2 separate regions of the Homo sapiens genome follow, and region 2 is linked to region 1. Evidence: chromatin loops called from intact Hi-C (ENCODE). Cell type or tissue: chondrocyte. All regions are shown on one strand. Links, peaks and the distances in the headings refer to the core of each region. The heading gives the core; the rest is flanking DNA. Region 1 overlaps EYA3 (EYA transcriptional coactivator and phosphatase 3). Region 2 overlaps THEMIS2 (thymocyte selection associated family member 2).

Region 1 (8,056 bases), core at 1,380-5,379:
GAAGAGGAAACCGACTTGTTATGTTCAAGAATGCCAGACTAGAGGCCAGGTGCAGTGGCTCATGCCTGCAATCCCAGCACTTTGGGAGTCTGAGGTGGGTGGATCACCTGAAGTCAGGAGTTTGAGACCAGCCTGGCCAAAATGGCAAAACCCTGTCTCTACTAAAAGTACAAAAATTAGCTGGGAGTGGTGGTGTGCACCTGTAGTCCCAGCTACTTGGGAGGCTGAGGTACGAGAATCGCTTGAACCCAGGAGGCGGAGGCTGCAGTGAGCCAAGATCATGCCACTGCACTCCAGCCTGGGCGATGGAGTGAGACTCCATCTCAAAAACAAAACAAAACAAAAAAAAGAATGCCAGACTAGTATGTGAAGGTAGAGAAATTTTTGCTCAGTGGAAGGGGGAACACCCTAACAGCTTGGTTGATCCCACGGTGGAATAGGCTACTGGGAACCAGTGTCCTCATCCTTGGGCATATTCAAGCAAGGACTAGAGAGACTTCTGTCAGAAAGGCTGCAGAAAATATCCTTCACAGAGTATAGGTTGAACTGGATAAAGTGCTAAGGCATTTTCCAATTGGTATATACTTTGTTTGTTTTTTTTGAGACAGGGTCTTGTTCTGTTGCCCAGGCTGGAGTGCAGTGGCACGATCTCGGCTCACTGCAACCTCCGCCTTCAGGGTTCAAGCAATTCTTGTGCCTCAGCCTCCCGAGTAGCTGGGATTACAGGAGTGCACCACCATGCCCGGCTAATTTTTATATTTTTAGTAGAGACGGGATTTCACCATGTTGGCCAGGCTAGTCTCGAACTCCTGACCTCAGGTGATTTGCCTGCCTCAGCCTCCCCAAGTGCTAGGATTATAGGCATGAGCCACCGTGCCCAGCCTCAATGGATGTATTCTGTTGTAGATGATTAAAGACATTAGCTCAGAGTTACCAACTCTGCTGATGAGTTGTTCTCTCCCCCATACCCTTCTTCAGACCAGGAAACATTGATGCCTACACCCACTAGTGTCTTTCCCAAAGAGGGCAACAAGAAGCACTTTAGAATCAAAGCTTCATAACATATGTGAAAAAATAAGGATCCCTGAATTGCTACATAAAGTGACAAATGAAAACATGAGATAATAATGCCAACTGATTACCAATCTCATAGTTTATTATAGTTGCTAAGGTTTCCACTTAACTGGATGAAGAGTATCAGGGCAGTTGGTTCTAGCTGGCAACCCAATGCCTCCATGTCTAAGAAATAGAGTTGCTGGAAGAAAATAAATTGGGATAGGGAGGGAAAGAACTTCTACAGATCCATTTAGCAGATGAGGATACTCAAAGAGGATAATTGTTCAAATTCACATAGCTGAGACACAGATGGGATTTTAAGTTCTATAGCCAAGACTCTTTCATCTATTGTTTCCTATATTAAGAAGGGGTGACCTGGGCCAGGCGTGGTGGCTCAAACCTGTAATCCCAGCACTTTGGGAGGCCGAGGCAGGCGGATCACAAGGTCAGGAGTTCGAGACCAGCCTGGCCAATACGGGAAACCCCGTCTCTACTAAAAATACAAAAATTAGTTGGGCATGGTGGCGGGTGCCTGTAGTCCCAGCCACTTGGGAGGCTGAGGAAGGAAAATTGCTTGAACCCAGGAGGCGGAGGTTGCAGTGAGCCAAGACTGTGCCACTGCATTCCAGCCTGGGAGATAGAGTGAGACTCTATCTCAAAAACAGAAAAAAAAAGAAAAAAGAAAAAAAGAAGGGGTGACCTGAAGTTGGGACCTGTATAGTGGTGGGGTTAACATCAGAACAATCTTTCCAGGGCTCAAAGGCAGGAAAGACTTTCTCTACAGAAACAGCTATTGGTTGTACTGTCTGAGAACTTGAAGCATGGAAAAGAAAGAATGATTAGCCTTTTTGCAGTCAAGTCTGATGCTTGAGAAGGCACTGTCTTTGAAGATGGAAGATGGGGCACATCTCAGGTTTAATGATGGGATCCCTGTAGAAGGGCTTAAAGATTTTAAGATTCTTGAGTGACAGGGAGGAAGAGGAAGGGATGGATCTAAAAACTTAAGAGGAAAAACTCCATCTGGAGAAAAAAAAGACCCTCTTTTTCTTTAAAGAAAAATGGGAGAGGAAGAAAGAGAAAATATTATAAATGCATAATAGATTGCTAAGATTTTGTAGTTTTTCCCATTTTTCTCATTACTCGATGTACAACCACATAGACTATTTTTCTTTACCATGGTTACCTGTTTGGCTGCAATTTCTTCATCTCGTCCATCTCCAATCACTACATATGTGACTTTCTTTCCAAACCTTGACACAATTCTCTCAAAGCAGCTCTCCTTACCTGATGAGAAAAAGAAATTTCCTGTTAGAATACTCTTCTCTTCTTTTCAAAACCAAAGAAGAGGGCTGCTGCTAGGTTCACCTGCCTGTGCTTAGGTGGACTAAGTGACAGCCCATGTAGTTTGCTTGCTGGGGAGTAGGGATGGGAGCTAGAGATCCAGTAGACCCTCTGCCCAAAGAATGTGAAGTTGTGCCATTAAAATAACTTGGCCGGGCATGGTGGCTCAAGCCTGTAATCCCAGCACTTTGGGAGACCGAGGCGGGCGAATCACCTGAGGTCGGGAATTTGAGACCAGCCTGACCAACATGGAGAAACCCCGTCTCTACTAAAAAACAAAATTAGCTGGGCATGGCGGCGCGTGCCTGTAATCCCAGCTACTGGGGAGGCTGAGGCAGGAGAATCGCTTGAACCCGGGAGGCGGAGGTTGCAGTGAGCCGAGATCATGCCATCGCACTCCAGCCTGGGCAACAAGAGCGAACTCTGTCTCAAAACAAACAAACAAACAACCCAAAAACTTATTTTAACCTTCACGTTGAGGGTGAAGTCCCTAAGATCTTAGTGTGAGGGAATTTCTATAAATGGGAAAGATTAATAGGTTTAGTGACTTGCCCCTAGATCACAAACAAGCAAGTAGCTAGAACTTGGGGCCCCTGACTCCAAATCTAGGCTCTGGTCATTGTGTCATAATGAATGAATGATTTTTGGGGTGAAATGTTTTAGGGTAGAAAAGAGAAGTGAAAACACAAGGCCCTGATTTCTTGTTAGAAACAATAACAAACAAAAAGCCATTTCCCTCCAATTCTTCATTTCCCAGAAACAGTCCTGGGTATAGGCCTTACGTCTTTCAGTGAGAGAACAGCCCCAGAATAGAACTGAGAACAGTGACCAATAAATATGGCATCAACATTTGTCATATCTGGAACCTCCTTACTTACTATACCTTGTAGTTGTAACCAAGATACTGCATCACTGAAATTGACCTTGGGAAATGGGTGATTTAAATCCATTTCTCAGAACTGCAGACAGTTTTGAGAAACATGGCAGTGTATCAAAACTCAAATCCCATCTGCAACCAACACCTAAAACATACACAGATCATACTGCTGTGGGAAAGATACTTTATTTGTATAAATAAAAAGAAGTTATATCCCTTGCTCTTTTTATCTCCCTGCTTCTGCCACCTTCTTCAGTTAAACAAGGTCCTAACTTTGGCTTTCTTCTTCATCCTGCTCTATTAACCTTCTTGTTCTTTCCCCTTGCCCAACAGAGTGACTTAGCACCAGGGTTCCTGTGTAAATAAGATAAAGCTGCCTCTTCCTCAAGACATTTGACTGCCATCTGCTGGAAAATCACTGTAATATATAAATATACAAATCTAAGATAACTGTAACATAATTGGCCAGAACTTATACTTCCATACGCAGAAGTCCTACTTGGCACAGAAGTTGTGCAGATATGTAACTGCAAATCTTTGACATCCTTAACCCAGTGGCACTTCAAAACAGACGGACTAGTCAACTGGACCAGACACTAGATCACTCTGGGCTCAGCTGGCCACTTACAATACAAGGCTTGGCTTAGGTGCACTTGGGTCTCTTTTAGTGCTAATATTTTACAATAGAATTGTCATGCCTTACATTCATATGAGGGATTCAATCAATGTTTGCTGAGTAAATTCATATTAATCTCACAAATGATTCAGTGGAGGACTGTAGTCCAGGTCTTATGCCTCAATTCAGTTCAAACATTAAACCATTCAACTAATAATAAATTCTTATTATGTTCATGGTGTTGAAGAGTTCTTTAATTCCATTTCACCCATTACAGCTTTACAAACTAAGCCAACCTCCACCAGATGCACAGTCTACTATGATCTGTCTGTAGCAAAAAACTTTTTTAAGTGAGTCAGTTTGACTTTCTTGTAAGACTCAACAAAGGCAGTAACTCATATTTTGAGGATAAGAACACAGACATTTTCACTGTCCTGGCATGCAATGATCAAGGATGAAATATACTCTGTAATGTCTCCTTTAAAAGGATTAAGAGGCCAAGAGAGTTATTAACAGCTCAAAGTAAAGAAGCAGCTCCATGAAAACAGGACTCACTCCAATACAGTTGGTAAAATACTTCCATTTCTGGATATGAGCTTTCCTGTTCAGGAGGATGAGGCCAATGATTAATCAGTTTACCATATGTCAAGCAATTGAAGCTGGTGAACTGTAAGATCAGCCAAATCTTTGGAGAATATTAGTCCCTGGGTTTTCTCTATTAAAATATTTCTAGCCAGGAGCGGTGGCTCAAGTCTGCAATCCCAGCACTTTGGGAGGCCTAAGGCAGGAGGATTACTTGAGCACAAGAGTTTGAGATTAGCTTGGGCAACACAGTGGGACCTTTTCCCTACAAAAAATTAAAAAATTAGCTGGGTATGGTGGTGGAACACGCCTGAAGTCCTGGCTACTCAGGAGGCTGATGTGGGTGGATCGCTTGAGCGTGGGAAGGTTAAGGTTGCAATGGGCTATAATCGTGCCACTGCACTCCAGCCTAGGTACCAGAGTGAGACCCTGTCTCAAGAAAACCCCCCAAAACAAAAAAAACTTCTGACATTTTCAGAAATTATTTTGAGAATTCTCTTTAATGTCCCCAAATCACAGAATGGCCATTAAGAGAACCATATTTTGCTATCATTTCAGAGGAAGTGAAAAAGTATTTCTTCTCCTTGCTCCCATTTCACAGTTCTGTGAAGAAAAGCCTCAAGCCTCCTACTGTGGTTACCATAGCACCAGATCCCACTGCAGCTTTGCAAATTAGCTCTGGATGAACTGAGACTGAGGAAAAATACCAAATAAGCACACTTACTGACAGAGGGAATGAGATCATTTCCATTAGCCTGATGAGCCTGCGGGTGCCAGGTCTCAGTATAATAAGCACTACAGAAAATCTGTCTTTCAGATGTGGGAGGCTCAGTGAGTGCTCTGGGTTCCTATGATATACATAAAGCAACCGGCAGCAGGAACAATATCTGAAGGGAGCGCTTTCATATATGTTCCCTTCCACCCAATCCCTTGTAAATGAAATAATTCAACCATACAAAAAAGCATGGAGAATTACCAGCCTTGACAACAAAGTGAGACCCCATTTCTACAAAAAATAGGAAAAGTTAGGCATGGCGGTGTGCATCTATAATCCCAAGCTACTCGAAAAGCTGAGGTGGGAGGGTTGCTTGAGCCAGGGAGGTCGAGGCTGTAGTGAGTCGTGATCACTGAACTCTAGCCTGGTGAGACCCTGTCTCAAAAAAAAAAAAAAAAGAAAAAAATGCCTACCACCAACGAAGCTTTGTAAAATCTTAACACTTCACAGTTGCTGTATTTATTTACTTATTTATGAGACAAAGTCTTGCTATGCCATCCAGGCTGAAGTACAGTGGCACAATCATAGCTCACTGCAGCCTCAAACTTGTGGGCTGAAGTGCTCCTCCCACCTTAGCCTCCAGAGTACCTAGGATTGTAGGTACAAGCCATCACACCTGGCTAATTTTTTTTTTTTTTTTTTTGAGACAGAGTCTTTCTCTGTTGCCCAGACTGGAGTGCAGTGGCGTGATCTTGGCTCACTGCAACCTCCGCCTCCCAGGCGCAAGCAATTCTCGTGCCTCAGCCTCCTAAGTAGCCAGGACTACAGGTGCCCGCCACCATGCCCAGCTAATTTTAGTAGAGACTGGGTTTCACCGTGATGCCCAGGGTGGTCTTGAACTCCTGAGCTCAGGCAATCCACCTGCCTCGGCCTCCCAAAGTGCTAGGATTACAGGCATGAGCCACGGCTCCTGGCCACACCTGGCTAATTAAAAAAATTTTTTTTGTAGAGATGGGGTCTGACTATGTTGTCCAGGCTGATCTCAAACTCCTGGTCTCAAGTGATTCTCCCACCTCAGCCACCCAAAGCCCTGGGATGACAGGCGTGAGCCACTCCACCTGACCCTTATAGTTGCTCTAGATTAAAAAAAAAAAAAAATCAAGACATTACAGAACAAAACTTTTCAAGTACTCCTAAAATGTAAATATTTTAAATCTTTATATAGATATTACATACTGTACATTTATCTGTCTGCAATGTTTTTTGTTCATCAGTTTTTCTTTTTTTTTGAGACAGAGTCTTGCTCTGTTGTCCAGGCTGGAGTGCAGTGGTGCAATCTTGGCTCACTATAATCTCCGCCTCCTGGGTTCAAGCTATTCTCAGGCCCCCGAGGAGCTGGGATTACAGGCGCACACCACCATGCCCAGCTAATTTTTGTATTTTTTGCAGAGATGGGGTTTCACCATGTTGGCCAGGCAGGTGATCCACCCACCCTGGCCTCCCAAAGTGCTGGGATTACAGGCGTGAGCCACCGCGCTTGGCCTATTGTTTTTAATATTAATCCTTATGAGTATATGTAATTTTACTTAATCCACTTTTAACTGCAATATAGCATTCTGTTGTTTGAATATATCTATCAATTTTCTGTTCATGGACAGGTTTACAGACCAATTATTTTCTATGATAAGCAAGTGTGCATCAAAAAAATCCTTGTACATGTCTCCTTGTACATGTAAGAATTACTCAAAGGTAGAGGTTAGCAAACTTTTTCTGTAAAGAGTCAGAGAGTATATAGTATATATTTTAGGCTTTGCAGGCCCTATGGTCCCTGTTGCAACTATTCAGCTCTGCTACTGTAGTGTGAAAGCAGCTATATAAATAAGTGGGCACGGTTTCAATAAAAACTTACACAAACAGCCAGAGGGTAGGATTTAGCCCATGGACTGTAATTTGCAGACCCCTGCTCTAAAGTATATATATATCTTAAAAGTGGAATTGCATGATCATAGGGTTATGTACACCTCAAACTTCATTAGACATTAACGTTCTCCAAAGCAGGTTATATCCATTTTCAATCCCACTTGCAGAGGCAGAGTTCCCATTACATTGTTAGATTTAAGTTTTTGTCTATCTGATGGTTGGAGAATGTACCACATTTAAATTTGCATTTTCTTGATTTGCAGTTCCTTAATTTGTGAGGTTAAGGACTTATTCATATATTTACTGACAGTTTTGTTTTCCTCTTCGGCAAACTGGTTGTTTCAAGGTTTTTGCCTATTTTTCTATATTCAAAATTGTCTCTTGCTTACTGATTTGCAGGAATTCTTTATAGATTCTGCATTCTTTTTCTTTTGAGATGGAGTTTCGCTCGTTGCCCAGGCTGGAGTGCAATGGCGCAATCTTGGCTTACTGCAACCTCTGCCTCCCCCACTCAAGCGATTCTCCTGCCTCAGTCTCCCCAGTAGCTAGGATTACAGGCGTGTGCCACCACGCCCAGCTAATTTTGTATTTTTAGTAGAGACAGGGTTTCACCATGTTGGTCAGGCTGCTCTCAAACTCCTGACCTCAGGTGATCCACCCACCTCGGCCTCCCAAAGTGCTGGGATTACAGGCATGAGCCATTAAGCCTGGCAGTTCTTCATAGATTCTGTATTCTAACTGCCAATTAAATGTGTTGTAAATACCTTATCCCAAAATGTGGGCTTGTCTTGTTACCTTTTTTCAAGAGACAAGGTCTCCTTCTGTTGCCCAGGCTAAAGTGCAGTGCAGTGGCACAGTCACAGCTCACTGCAGCCTCCTTGAACTCTTGGGCTCAAGTGATCCTCCCGCCTTAGCCTCTTGAGTAGCTGGGATTACAGGCACTCACCAC
Region 2 (8,056 bases), core at 3,705-7,704, 100 kb before region 1:
TAATTTTTGTATTTTTTGTAAAGATGGGGTTTTGTCATTTTGCCCAGGCCGGTCTCAAACCCCTGGACTCAAGTGATCTGCCTGCCTCGGCCTCCCAAAGTGTTAGGATTACAGGCATGAGCCACCACACCAGGCCCTGTTTTTTGTTTAATAGAACATAGGTTGTGTGTGATAGCTCATGCTTATAATCTCAACACTTTGGGAGGCTGAGGTGGGAAGATTGCTTGAGCCTAGGAGTTCGAGATCAGCCCTGGCAACATGGTGAGACATCATGTCTACAAAAAATTTTAAAATAAAAAATTGCAGGGTGTGGTGGCTCATGCTTGTAATCCCAGCACTTTGGGAGGCTGAGGCAGGAGGATCACTTGAACTCAGGGGTTCAAGACCAACCTGGGTAACATACTGAGACCGTGTCTCTACACAAAATAAAAAAATTAGTCAGGTGTGATGGTGCATGCCTGTAGTCTCAGCAACTCAGGAGGCTGAGGTGGGAGGATTGCTTGAGCCTGGGAGGTTGAGGTTGCAGTGAGCTATGATTGCACCACTGCACTCCAGTCTGGGCGACAGTGAGACTCTGTCTCGAAAAAAAGGACGAGGTCTGTGTTGCCCAGGCTGGTCTTGAATTCCTGTCCTCAAGCAGTCCTCCCACTTTAGCCTCCCAAAGTGTTGGGATTACAAGCGTGAGCCACCGCACCCAGCCATAACTTCCAGTTCTGCCTCCTATTACCTGATCATCATGTACAACCTACTCAGCCCCTGAGAGGCTGTTTCTTTTTCTTCTTCTTCTTTTTTTTTTTTGAGATGGAGTCTCCCTCTGTCACCCAGGCTGGAGTGCAGTAGCCTGATTTCAGCTCACTGCAACCTCCACCTCCTGGGTTCAAGCAATTCTCCTGCCTCAGCCTCCTGAGTAGCTGGGATTACAGGTGCCAACCTCCACACTGGGCTAATTTTTGTATTTTTAGTAGAGACGGGGTTTCACCATGTTGGCCAGGCTGATCTCGAACTCCTGATCTCAGGTGATCCCCCTGTCTTGGCCTCCCAAAGTGCTGGGATTACAGGCATGAGCCACCATTCCTGGCCAGCTGTTTCATTATTTAGGAAATTGAAACTGCCTGTCTCCGCAAGAGCAGTCATGGGTCTTAAACACAATGACGCATCAGTAGCCCTTGGCACAGTGCCGGGTATCTGTAGTACCACAGCTGCTGTTCTCACCAGTCTGGAAGGCCCATGCTCTGACATTGTAAACAGACTGTGGTTTATGACTGGTGGGCATTTTCCTGGCAGTACGTGGGGAGGTTTTCATCAGTTTCTCAGGGCTGATGTTGGAGCTGCCCTGTGGGTGGGGCTGGGTTCAGGTGGCCTCAAGGTCCTGCCACGTAGTCTGTTGTCCTCCATTAGCTGGATGGAGAGACTGTGCACTCGTGTGTGCGTGAGAGATCTTTATTGAGCAACTTCTGTGTTCTCGACACCACTTACACACTTTAATTAATTAATTTATTTTTATTTATTATTTTTTTTTTGAGACGGAGTCTCACTCTGTCACCCAGGCTGGAGTGAAGTGGCGTGATCTCGGCTCACTGCAAGCTCCGCCTCCCGGGTTCACGCCATTCTCCTGCCTCAGCCTCCCGAGTAGCTGGAACTACAGGTGCCCGCCACCATGCCTGGCTAATTTTTTTTGTATTTTTAGTAGAGTCGGGGTTTCCCTGTGTTAGCCAGGATGGTCTCGATCTCCTGATCTCGTGATCCACCCACCTTGGCCCCCCAAAGTGCTGGGATTACAGGCGTGAGCCACCGCGCCCAACCCTCACTTACACACTTTAAACCAGGAAAGCAGAACTTTGCCCATTGGGCCTCACTCTGTCAGTGCCCCTCTATTTTCCAGGGTGCTAGGAGGGCTGGGTACCGGCCCTGGCTCCGGGTGATCTCCAGGGAGCCACTGACCCCTCTCTGAGCCTGATTTTGTAGCTGTACACTAAGGGAATCCCAACTCCCTTAGTGTACAGCTACAAAATCAGGCTCAGAGAGGGGGATTCACTGGGTTATTTACTGATTTGTGGACTTACCACATACTCAGAGGCCAAGCCCTGTGCTGGCTGCAGTGATGTTGAGATGGATCAGCCCTGCCTGTGAACTCAGTGGAGGAGGCACGGGGATGTGAAAAAGGCCAGAGAAGTGTGCCACAGCGGGGTGCACCGATGCCAGGAGGGGCAAGGACAGCTGAGGACGACTGAACCTGTGGGCATGAGGCAGGAACGACAGAGCAGGGCATGCCAGGCAGCAGGCACCATGTGCAAAGGCATGGCAGAGCAGAGCTTGTTGGGCACCAGGGCACAGGCTGCCCAGCACTTGGCCCTTGTCCAATGGGGAAATGGAGTCCTTGTCTCCGCAGGCTCCATCTATGAGATCTCTGGGAATGAGTGCTGCCTCTCCACGGGGGACCTGATCAAGGTCACCCAGGTCCGCCTCCAGAAGGTGGTCTGTGAGAACCCGAAGACCAGCCAGACCATGGAGCTCGCCCCCAACTTCCAGGGTAAGGTGGGCACCTCTGCCTCCCCATGTGCCCTGGCACTCTCCTGGCACACCCGCAGGCTGCTCGTGGGCTTGCCACGTCCAGCAGTCACTCCCTCCCCTCGGGGTTTGCTCCCGAGGCCCTCACATTCACCACAACCCAGCCTCAAGGGTGGGGATGTCCTCAGAGGGTCGGCAATGCCCTGGACTCAGAGAGGTTGCACCCTCTCCCTCTCAGTCTCTGGTCACACCTGCCTCTGTTCCAAGCCCTGTCCAGGTGCCTGTCTCTGAGTTCACTCACACATTCACTCCCCAAACATCTGCAGACACCCATGTGTGCCAGGCTCCGTGTGGCGGGCTGTGGGTATGGGGGTCAGGATGAATCAGGTGCCACCCTCTCCAGTGGGGAGCTTCTGGGATGACAGTGAGAGGAGGCCAACAGTAAAAGGAGTCATAAGCTTTAGAGAGGGGTCTGAGCAACAGTAACCTGCCTCAGGATCTGTGAGGGCTTCTTGGAGGAGGTGGCATCTGAACCAGAAGAAAGATCCCAGCCACAGGGAGTAGCATGTGCACATTTGGTGCTCAGGAAACCCCAAGGAGCTCAATTCTTATTATTTTTTTTTATTTTTACTTTTTGGAGATGGAGTCTCGCTCTGTCACCCAAGCTGGAGTGCAGTGGCGTGATCTGGACTCACTGCAAGCTCTGCCTCCCGGGTTCCCACCATTCTACTGCCTCAGCCTCCCGAGTAGCTGGGACTACAGGCGCCCGCCACCACACCCAGCTAATTTTTTTTGTATTTTTAGTAGAGACAAAGTTTCACCGTGTTAACCAGGATGATCTCGATCTCCTGACCTCGTGATCTGCCCGCCTTGGCCTCCCAAAGTGCTGGGATTACAGGCATGAGCCACCATGCCCGGCCAGAGCTCAATTATTTTAAGAGGCATGTAGTGTGGTGGGCCATGGCCTGGACCCTGAAGCCAGTGGCCTGGAATTGAATCCCAGTGGCCTTGGGCAAGCTAGGCAGGTTCCTCTCTGGGCCTCTCTGGGACCTCCCTGGGCCTCAGTTTCCTCTTCTGTAATGAGGGCGATTAGGCTTGATATGAGGATGAAATGAGCTGATATGTATACAGCACTTAGAAGGGGGCCTGGGACAGGCTGGGTGCAGTGGCTGGTGGCTCATGCCTGTGATCCCAGCTCTTTGGGAGGCTGAGGCGGGTGGATCACCTGAGGTCAGGAGTTCAAGACCAGCCCGGCCAACATGGTGAAACCCCATCTCTGCTAAAAATACAAAAATTAGCTAGGGGTGGTGGGGGGCACCTGTAATCCCAGCTATTCAGGAGGCTGAGGCATGAGAATCACTTGAACCTGGGAGGTGGAGGTTGCAGCCTGTGCAATAGAGAGAGACTCTGTCTCTCAAAAAAAAAAAAAAAAAAAGTGGGGAGGGGGCACCTGGTACAAAGCAGGCACACTCTGAGGACTGGCTGTTATGTGACTGCCTGCCAGATGCGGGAAAGTGTGGCTTCCAGGTTAGGGGCAAGTTGTGTGGGGAGCCGCAGGAGCCACACCACCTGGGGGCTATGTGGTGTGCTGACACTGTTTGTTCTTTATTTCGAAGGCAATGAGGAGCCAGTGAGGGTTTTTTGTTTCATTTTTAGTAGAGACAGGGTCTTGCTATGTTCTCCAGCCTGGTCTCACTCAAACTCTTGGGTTCATGTGATCCTCCTGCCTCGGCCTCCCAAAGTGTTGGCATTACAGGCGTGAGCCAGTGTGCCCAGCCAAAAACGGCCTCAGGTTTCCTTTTTTCTTTCCCCCGTCAAGTGTTAAACATTTGTTACATGTGTTTCTCTCCCTCTCCATACATACACACACACGAATGTATTACTATATGTGTATATATGGATGTGTTTTTTCTGAACCATTTGAGAGTAAATTGCAGACATGTTCCCTTTTACATCTATATATTACCCCTAAATATTATAGTATCTCCCCAAAACAAGGACATTCATTCACATGGTTCAATGATCAAATTCAGGAAACTTAATTTTGGTACAGTACTACTGCCTAATCCATGGGCTGTATTTGAATTCCAGCAACTATCCTCATAATATGCTTTATAGCAGTTTTTCCCCTCAATCCAGAGTCCAGTCCTAGATCACACATCATATTCAGTTGTCCTGTTTCTTCATTCTCCTTCAGACTGGAACAGTTCCTCTGCCTTTGTCTTGACATTGACATTTTGAAGCATCTGGACCAGTACTTATGTAGAATATCCCTCAGTCCCAGCTTGTGCAGTGTTTCCTCGATTAGCTTCAGGTTGTGGGTTTGGGGCAGGAAAAGCTTGCTTCCCAAAAGCGGTATCATGTCTGGAAGCGAGGTATTTAGGCCAGCTGCTGGCGGAATGGGTGGGGGCTGGAGGGAGGGGGTGCAGGGACAGTCGGGCAGTCACTATTGGCAGCCAGGATGCAGGGGTAAAGTGGGTGGTCTGAGGTGGCTCTGGCCAGCAGCTCCTGGGATGTTCGTTTGGGAGAGAGGGACGGCAGGTTTTGGATGAGTGGGATCGGACCTGTGGAGAGGCATCTGGAGGAAAGGCTAAGATGGCAGTTAGAGGCAGGTAGGGTCAGGAGCTTGGAGAGTGTGGAAGTCTAGTGTGTCTGTCAGGGAATGTGTCCCTCTTCCATTCTCTGTGTCTCTGGTGACAAGTCTCTCTCGGTTCCTACTTCCTGTCTCTCCCTGTCCCTTCATGCACTGCCACTTTCTGCCCTGTGTCCCTCAGCCCTGCAGCCCAGATGTCCAGATGCAAATCTGTCATTGACACCTGTCCCTGGGGGATTCTGGCTGGGTCATCTGCAGGGCCAGACTGGGGTCTGGACCTGACAAAGGCCTGCCCCACCCTGACACCCCACAGTGACCTGCCTGCTCTCTGCTGTCCCCCACAGGCTACTTCACCCCCCTCAACACCCCACAGAGCTATGAAACCCTGGAGGAGCTGGTCTCTGCCACAACTCAGAGCTCCAAGCAGCTGCCCACTTGCTTCATGTCGACCCACAGGATTGTCACAGAGGGCAGGGTGGTGACTGAGGACCAGCTCCTCATGCTTGAGGCTGTGGTGATGCACCTCGGGATCCGCTCTGCCCGCTGTGTCCTGGGCATGGAGGGTCAGCAGGTCATCCTGCACCTGCCCCTATCCCAGAAGGGGCCCTTCTGGACATGGGAGCCTAGTGCCCCTCGAACTCTGCTCCAGGTCCTACAGGATCCAGCCCTGAAAGACCTCGTCCTCACCTGCCCCACCCTGCCCTGGCATTCCCTGATCCTGCGGCCCCAGTATGAGATCCAAGCCATCATGCACAGTGAGTTGCCTGGGCAGATGGATGCGCGCTGCTGGGGGAGAGAAAGAGGGTTGCCCCTGGGAGCTGCTCTGATGGAAGACACCCCCACCCCATCCCTGAGGATCAGCTGGAACTTCAGGTTGCTCCCTCTGTATTACACTGAAGTTATTCTTTTTTTTTGAGATGGAGTTTCGCTCTTGTTGCCCAAGCTGGAGTGCAATGGTGTGATCTTGGCTCACCCTCCAGAGTCAAGCGATTCTCCTGCCTCAGCCTCCCGAGTAGCTGGGATTACAGGCGTGCACCACCATGCCCGGCTAATTTTTTGTATTTTTAGTAGAAACGGAGTGTCACCATGTTAGCGAGGCAGGTCTTGAACTCCTGACCTCAGGTGGTCCACCCGCCTTGGCCTCCCAAAGTGCTGGGATTACAGGCGTGAGCCACCGTTCCTGGCCAGTTATTCTTATTGATGCTCAAATTATCTCGGCTACGCCAGGTGCAGTGGCTCACGCATGTAATACCAGCACTTTGGAGGATCGCTTGATCTCAGGTGTTCCAGACCAGACTAGGCAACATAGCAAGACCCCCATCTCTACAAAAATTTTTTTAAAAAATTAGCTAGGCTTAGTGCTTGTAGTAGCAGCTACTCTGGAGGCTGAGGCAGGAGGATCACTTGAGCCCAGGAGTTCAAGGTTGTAGTGAGCTATGATCACACCCTTGCACTCCAGCCTGGGCAACAGGGCGAGACCTCATCTCTCTCTTTTTTGAAGCAGAGTCTTGCTCTGTCACCCAGGCTGGAGTACAATGGTTGATCTCAGCTCACTGCAACCTCCATCTCCCAGGTTCAAGCGATTCTCTTGCCTCAGCCTCCCTAGTAGTTGGGATTATAGGCGCCCGCCACCATGCCCAGATAATTTTTTTGTATATTTAGTAGAGACAGGGTTTCGCCATATCGGCCAGGCTGGTCTGGAACTCCTGACCTCAGGTGATCTGCCCACCTCGGCCTCCCAGAGTGCTGGGATTACAGGCGTGAGCCACCGAGCACAGCCTAAAAATAATAATTTTAAAATTTATTTTTCTTTTTTCTTAATACTTGGAGGAAAAAAAATAAAAATAGTAATTTTTTTAAGAAGGTTGGGGCCAAGCACAGTGGCTCACGCCTGTAATCCTAGAACTTTGGGAGGCCGAGGCAGGTGGATCACGAGGTCAGGAGATCAAGACCATCCTGGCTAACATGGTGAAACCCCGTCTCTACTAAAAATACAAAAAAATTAGCCGGGTGTGGTGGCGGGCACCTGTAGTCCCAGCTACTTGGGAGGCTGAGGCAGGAGAATGGCGTGAACCCAGGGGCTAGAGCTTGCAGTGAGCCAAGATCGCACCACTGCACTCCAGCCTGAGCGACAAGAGCGAGACTCCATCTCAAAAAAAAAAAGAAGGTTGAAGGGAAAGCATGTGTGGGAATGTGGCGTAGTGTAAATTGGAAGATTCTGATTGGAAAGAAAAGATGGCAGCGGGGGCCGGGCGTGGTGGCTCATGCCTGTAATCCCAGCACTTTGGGAGGCCAAGGTGGGAGGATCACCTGAGGACAGGAGTTCGAGACCAGCCTGGCCAACATGGTGAAACCCCATCTCTACTAAAACTACAAAAATTAGCTGGGCATGGTGGCGGGCGCCTGTAATCCCAGCTACTCGGGAGGCTGAGGTGGAAGAACTGCTTGAATCTGGGAGGTGGAGGTTGCAGTGAGCCGAGACTGTGCCATTGCATTCCAGCCTGTGCGACAAGGGCACTCCATCTCGAGTGAAACTCCATCTCAAAAAAAAAAAAAGAAAGAAAAGACAGCAGCGGGAGGGAGGCCAGCCGGCCCAGCCAATGCTCTATGCCTGGGGTGGGGGCCACTCCTGGGGTGGCATGCAGTGCCACTGAGCTGCCCCTCTCCACAGTGCGCAGGACCATTGTCAAGATCCCTTCTACCCTGGAGGTCGACGTGGAGGACGTCACCGCCTCCTCCCGGCACGTCCACTTTATCAAACCGCTGCTGCTGAGCGAGGTCCTGGCCTGGGAAGGCCCTTTCCCCCTGTCCATGGAGATCCTGGAGGTTCCTGAGGGCCGCCCCATCTTCCTCAGCCCGTGGGTGGGCTCCTTGCAAAAAGGCCAGAGGCTTTGCGTCTATGGCCTAGCCTCACCACCCTGGCGGGTCCTGGCCTCAAGCAAGGGCCGCAAGGTG

Evidence for each region. Peaks named below come from ENCODE experiments on the same cell type or tissue, not always from the same donor. Only the 100,000 strongest peaks of a DNase experiment are listed, where the experiment ranks them.
Region 2: it touches region 1 in a loop (2.8-fold over the local background); 23 of 110 quality-filtered maps call a loop at or near these places.

Annotation. Positions count from the first base shown.
Region 1 is chr1:27,976,135-27,984,190 of GRCh38, forward strand. EYA3 (EYA transcriptional coactivator and phosphatase 3) reads right to left here. Exons shown (of 18, transcript NM_001990.4): 17 at 2,240-2,340. Among named protein-coding and RNA genes, the nearest start is that of XKR8, 20 kb to the left of the region's middle. RefSeq lists a silencer at 6,910-7,110. In chondrocyte, for the core only: CTCF peaks have their summits at 3,673 (motif pointing left) and 3,885; no DNase peak of the experiment used is centred there.
Region 2 is chr1:27,874,199-27,882,254 of GRCh38, forward strand. THEMIS2 (thymocyte selection associated family member 2) reads left to right here. Exons shown (of 6, transcript NM_001105556.3): 2 at 2,390-2,530; 3 at 5,446-5,856; 4 at 7,773-8,056. Among named protein-coding and RNA genes, the nearest start is that of THEMIS2, 5.7 kb to the left of the region's middle. RefSeq lists an enhancer at 5,440-5,940. In chondrocyte, for the core only: no CTCF peak of the experiment used is centred there; a DNase peak (open chromatin) is centred at 5,733.